Linked DNA regions of Homo sapiens: region 2 is linked to region 1. Evidence: chromatin loops called from intact Hi-C (ENCODE). Cell type or tissue: heart left ventricle. All regions are shown on one strand. Links, peaks and the distances in the headings refer to the core of each region. The heading gives the core; the rest is flanking DNA.

What was found. Hi-C counts contacts between places; a loop is a spot of excess contacts. Peaks named below come from ENCODE experiments on the same cell type or tissue, not always from the same donor. Only the 100,000 strongest peaks of a DNase experiment are listed, where the experiment ranks them.
Region 2: a loop joins it to region 1, with 2.1 times the contacts of the local background. A loop is called at or near these places in 8 of 110 quality-filtered maps.

The regions. Positions count from the first base shown.
Region 1 is chr9:68,863,646-68,866,562 of GRCh38, reverse strand. It overlaps PIP5K1B (phosphatidylinositol-4-phosphate 5-kinase type 1 beta), which reads right to left. Exons shown (of 16, transcript NM_003558.4): 5 at 2,596-2,726. Among named protein-coding and RNA genes, the nearest start is that of PABIR1, 85 kb to the right of the region's middle. In heart left ventricle, for the core only: no CTCF peak of the experiment used is centred there; no DNase peak of the experiment used is centred there.
Region 2 is chr9:68,978,118-68,981,034 of GRCh38, reverse strand. All of the region lies in intron 14 of PIP5K1B (phosphatidylinositol-4-phosphate 5-kinase type 1 beta), which reads right to left. Among named protein-coding and RNA genes, the nearest start is that of PRKACG, 35 kb to the left of the region's middle. In heart left ventricle, for the core only: no CTCF peak of the experiment used is centred there; DNase peaks (open chromatin) are centred at 888 and 1,265; H3K27ac peaks cover 2,209 bases.

The sequences.
Region 1 (2,917 bases), core at 265-2,764:
CATGCAAACATCAATATCTATTTAGCCTTTCTATTTCATGCATCTATTTTAAATAGTTTTATTCTATTTTATATTTATTATGTAGTATTTTTATTACTCCATTGCATATGTGTGTAGATATATATTATATGAGTGTATATGTATACACACACACACACGTGTATCACTTAATAATTTTTAAAGTTTTTCTTATAGACTTTTACTCATTTTACACAATATTATTATAAAGAAAATGAGGGAGGTAATTTTTTTCTTTTTTTTTTTTTTGAGACAGAGTACCACCCTGTCGCCCAGACTGGAGTGCAGTGGCAGGACCTCAGCCCACTGCAACCTCTGCCTCCCAGGCTCCAGAGATTCTCCTGCCTCAGCCTCCTCCTGAGTTGCTGGGATTACAGGTGTGCACATTTATAGGCTGCAAATACTCTAAATTGCTATATTTTAAATGTGACAATGGATGCCTCTAAATAAGGGAAAGTCAGCTAGCTACTCCTCTGCCAGTGACACACCTGCTGCTGCTACCTTGGATGACAGTGAAGGCCAAAGATGCAAAGTGCTAATAGATGTCATTTTGACATTTAAGATGCTTTTAAAAAATGATTTGAGTTTTATTAGTTGTAAGAGTCGTGTAATAACTCCAAGAACAAAATTTGTTATCTACCAGAAAGATTCTCTCTCTCAAGTGGAAAGTCATGGGCGAGGCCAGTGGTTCTCAAACCTTTCTGTGCTGAGAATCACCCCGACGGCTTGTTAAAACAGATTCCTGGTTCCCACCCACAGAGTTTCTAATTCAGTTGGTCTGGGTGGAGCCCAAGAATCTGCATGTCTAGCAAGTTCCAGGTGTGCCAGTGTTTAGGATTTGGGGACCTCATGCCTGAGCCATGCTTTCCCCAAGTGCCCGTCAATGGTTGGCTGTGTTGATTGGACACTGGAAGTAGAAGAGGTCAGTCAGTGAGGATAGGGGGAGCACATGGAACGTCTTTATACCCCCACCTTCAGCTGTAATGCTCTCAGCACCCTGAGCTCACTGTCTCCACACTCCCACAGAAGTCCTCCATTTCTCCTGTTCTTTGTAGCCAAAGAACAACAAAGTTGAAATGTCTGGGTAGAGACCTTTGGAGACCATGAGAGCTCAAACAAACATCCTGCAAACACACTTACAAGCATTATGAGCCTAAAAAAATCATACCAAAAGATGAAGATAAACTCATGACCCCCTGGCTTTTAAGAGAAAAACATGTAGTTAATATACATTTTTTTTTTTTTGGAATGGTAGGCTGTTAAAAACAAACACAGAGAACATTTCCAACTATAGAAAGAAGAGTAGGATCATAAGCAAGGATTATATCTTGGGCCTTGCGGTTGTCCATTTTCTGCCTGGAATCTGGTTCTCATGGCTGCTAGAGGACCCTAGACAAGCAGACTTCAAAAGGCCAGTAGACCAACTTTATTCTGCAGCTAAGAGCATTTAAAGCAAAACGAGGTAGCTGACTTTTAAAAATTTATGGGCTCTGCTCCTTGGTGACTATGTGGGGGTTACTGCATGTCCACAAACAGGTTTTATTTTTAGGCAGTTGACACCTAGACACAGAGATAAATGTGTAAAGACAATTATTCTAAAGATACATATAGATTTTTAATAAGGTGATGAGGACACTAGTGGTAAACAAAGTGTCACTTTAGCTATGTTTACCCAAGCCTGGTAATAACATGACTTATTTTTAAGAGAAATGTTAAAATCAATTCTCACAGCTCCAAAGACAAGTCCCCAAATTGAATATCTTTATTTTTATTTTCTGGATCATTTGAAAAATCCTGTCACTTGTGGTGATACTTATTTAATGATTACTTCTTCTCTTCCTAAATGAACGTAGTAATAGAATTTTTAATTAATTAGTTTTATTGTGGTAAAATATACTCAACATAAAATTTACTATGTTAGCCACTTTTAAGTGTACAGTTTTGTGGCATTAATACATTCATATTACCATCATCCATTTCCAGATGTATTTGTTTTTAAATAATTGATCCCCTCACCCTAAAATGATGAAAGCTAGAGACAACATATATGGGTAACTTTGGTATTTTTGCAAACAGCAGGATTATCCATGTTTTCTCGAGGAAAGTTAAGTTAAAGTCATCATAAAAGAGAAGAGATAAGACTAAACTCAGATTTGAGGCCCAATTATGGGCCTACCAGCCCATGCTTTTAAATTAGGGGGAGCAAAAACCTAGCACCAGTTGCTGCTTCATGGAAGCCTTCTTTCTATAAACCCTTGGCGGACATTACTCTGTGATTACTGCACTCTTTCCCACTGAACCTCAAAATCTTTCTCCATATGGTCTTCCAGGCATTCATCACAACTAATTAGAATTAGTCCATAGATGAAACCTATTTACCATCTCCACATAAAAATTGTGAGACATCCTGATGAAACAGGAAGTAAACATCATTTGGACTGCCTTTGGCCCTGCCAAAGGCCCAATATTCACATCTGTACATATAAACATGTACATAGTAGAAAAGCCCTTCAATATGGGGTTGTCACAAAGAAGGTTCCTTAGCATGGAAATCATCACAAATAAAAATGTTCTTACCTGGGTAGGAACACACTTTCCACCACATAAAAGTCTTGCATAAGAACATCTCGTTCTGGCTTGGAAGTGAGATTACCCACTGTGTATCCTATTCCCAGCTGAATAGCACCTTTAATAGCAGATGATGCAGTCTGCAAAGAAAACAAGGGTCTCAACATTAGTCTTAACAGTCAGGGCCTTGTTCAATGGTACAGGCAACAAAACATGAGTGAGGTTCAATTCTCTTTCTTGCTCCAAAACAATGACGAGGCTGAGGTTTGGCAAGATGATAAGTTGCTTCTTTTGATGCAGAATCTATTCCAAACATTAAAGCTCTTTCTTT
Region 2 (2,917 bases), core at 143-2,642, 110 kb before region 1:
AAAATTGACACATAGAGTTTATAGTATTGTGACTATATAAATATTGTATACTGCCTGGCCAACAGTGAGTTAGGGTTATATTTCCCTCTCTGGGTTCAGAGTCATAATTGCTGGGTCATGCAAAGAAAAATGTTTCCCAAATCAAAGTTAAATGGAGTCTTTTTTTTGCCCCCTAAGTTTGCTTAAATTCATGCCACATTTTAGGCTGCTTCATGTTAGGAGGTTTTTGCCCTTCAGAAACTGTCATGTGGGGAAGAAACCTCAGAGAATATCCAGGCGAAGGGCAGAGGCCTTGATACAAGCTCTGCGTCTCTGATTACTGGTTACAATGCTGGGCAAGTTATGACACTGAGCTCCTGGTTCCTCATCTGTGGGTGGGAAAGATGCCCAGCCCATCTCACAAGGCCAGCAAGAGGATCAGTTTGGATAGTACAAGAGAAAGAAAGGCCAAGAGAGGGTAAAGCTCTTTGGGATAAGCAAACAGGAGTATCAACAGGACTCTTACCTCTGAGACTCTGCCTGTTTTCATGGGGCTTTGATGAGGTCTGCTTGCATAGACAGATTTATCGTAAGACCTTGGAAAGAATTCCTTTTCTGCTCTTAGTTTAGCTACCAGAACATTAACTGATAACAAATGTAGACAGGAAAGCTCTACCTGCAGAGAACACCCACAAATACAGCCTGGTCTCACTTAATGGCTGCAAAGACTTGTTTAGTACCAGAGCCACACTCTGCTTAAGGGCAAGCCCATTCCAGCGTGACCCAGGCGCTTCTGAAGTGATGGTCAAACCAACACCTTGTGCCCCACTGGGAAAAAGCTCACCTTTGGTTGGGGCAGGGAGTGGGTGAGGATACTACAGGGTGTGGAAATTCTCAAGCACTAGCACTAGCGCTCCTGCTGCAGCCTGGACAGTATCAGCGTGTGGCACATCTCATGCTCCTGCCAGGACAGAGCGGCTCCTTCATGCTCAGCCCTTGGCTGAGTGTGTGGACACATCTACAAAACCCCCCAACACGGACCCAGGGAAGTAGAAAAGCTTTGACCACAGTCACTGCACCCAGAATGCTTAGCCGCCTGCCACCATACAGGAGGCTTTCAGAGATCTGCTTGTTTCTGCCTTTCTCACTTTCAGCCCTGAGCATGGCTGCTGCTCTTCCCCACTCTCCCACTTTTGCTATTTTTAGACAAGGAGACTGCCTGTTTCTAATGAAGGCAGCAGAGCAGCAGGCTCTCTCCTGGTATCAACCGATGGCTCCCCTCCCCGCAGTGAGCACCAGAAGCAGGAAGCCTGCTGCAGGCACAGCTCAGACAGCAGCACTTAGAACCCATAGGCAGGAAGAGACTCAAACAGTGTGTTTCCAGGTTTATTCATTGTGAGGACAGAAGCCACAATGGCTCAGAGAACTGGCAGTGACTGAGCTCCTGCCATGAGCAGCCTCAGAGGTGAGAAGAGGGCCTCCTCTCCCTTTGAGGGGAGTGACTCTGTGTGTGATAGGATATAAATATAAAAAGGGTTCCTCCTTTTTAAAGAGGAACCCTCATCCAAGTTCAGGGACCTTTTTCACCGTATATCGCTATGAGATTTGTTTTTCTTTCCAATATCATACCCCAACATGTACACACACAAGCACAGGTGTAAAGCTAGCAGGCATCGTTGACTGTGATGTTTATACTGTGATGACTGTATTACACATGTTATTTCATTTACTCATTAAAAAGAACCCTGTTAGGTGAGGTCTCTGGCTATTTATTTTGTACATTTGAGTATTAAGACTATCTTGTCTCACCTCTGGTGGCATTTGGATTTGAACGTAGGTCTGACTGGAGTAACCTGTCCTACACATATTGCCTTGAGCCATCCAATCACTGCAGAAAATTAGCCCTTTCCTGTGTTTCTAAGTTATCCCCAGCAACCATGGTTCAATTATAAAAGAGAAAAAGAGATACAGAGATCCATTTCCCAATGACAAATCTATTTCTATATACAAGTCTTGATTATTTGATTTCATCAAAGGAACAAGGAATAGTTGTTAAAGCACAACAACAGAAACCTTCGACACCCCTACTCATATCATATACAGAAATTAATTTGAGATGGATCACCGACAAAATGTGAAAGTTAAACGTAGAAAGCTTCCAGGAAAAAACGAAGGAGAAAAGCCCTTCGGGTCACGTCTAAGAAGGGGCAGAAGGGAACTTGCTGGTGGGATGGGGGAATGTTCTTTATCTTGATCTGGGTGATGGTAACTTGGGTACATATTTTTCAAAATTTATGGAACTACAAAGATTTCTGCATTTTTACTATATATAAATTTTACTTTAATAATGAACTGTCAGCATAATAAACAGTATCTGCTTTTCTCCCTACAAAACTACCAATCATCCATTCAAATGTATACTGAGTGCCTACTTCATTCCAAGTGCTGGGCTTAAACCAAAAAGTAAGCAGACATGGTCAGAACACCAACTTAGGGAGCTTCCCAAAAAGTTGGGGCAACAACCTAAGTGTGCCTTATCTGATGAATGGTTAAAGCAAATGTGGTATACATATACAAAGGAAGAGTATTCATCCTTAAAAAAGAAGGAAATTCTGCCATTTGCAATAACATGGATGAACCTGGAGGACATTATGCTAAATGAAATACGCCAGACGCAAAAAGCCAAACACTGCATGAACTCATTTGTAAAATCTAAGAAAGCTGAACTCATAAAAGCAGAGACTAGAATGATAGTTACTGGTGGAAAGAAGAGGAAGTGAGGAGGTGTTGGCCAAAATGTATGCCAGATGAGGAAGTTCTGGAGATCTGAGGCACAGTGTGGTGACCATAGTTAATAATCACGTATTGTGTACTTGAGATTTGCTAGAAGAGTTGATCTTAAGGGTTCTCACCACACAAAAGATATAACCACGTGAGG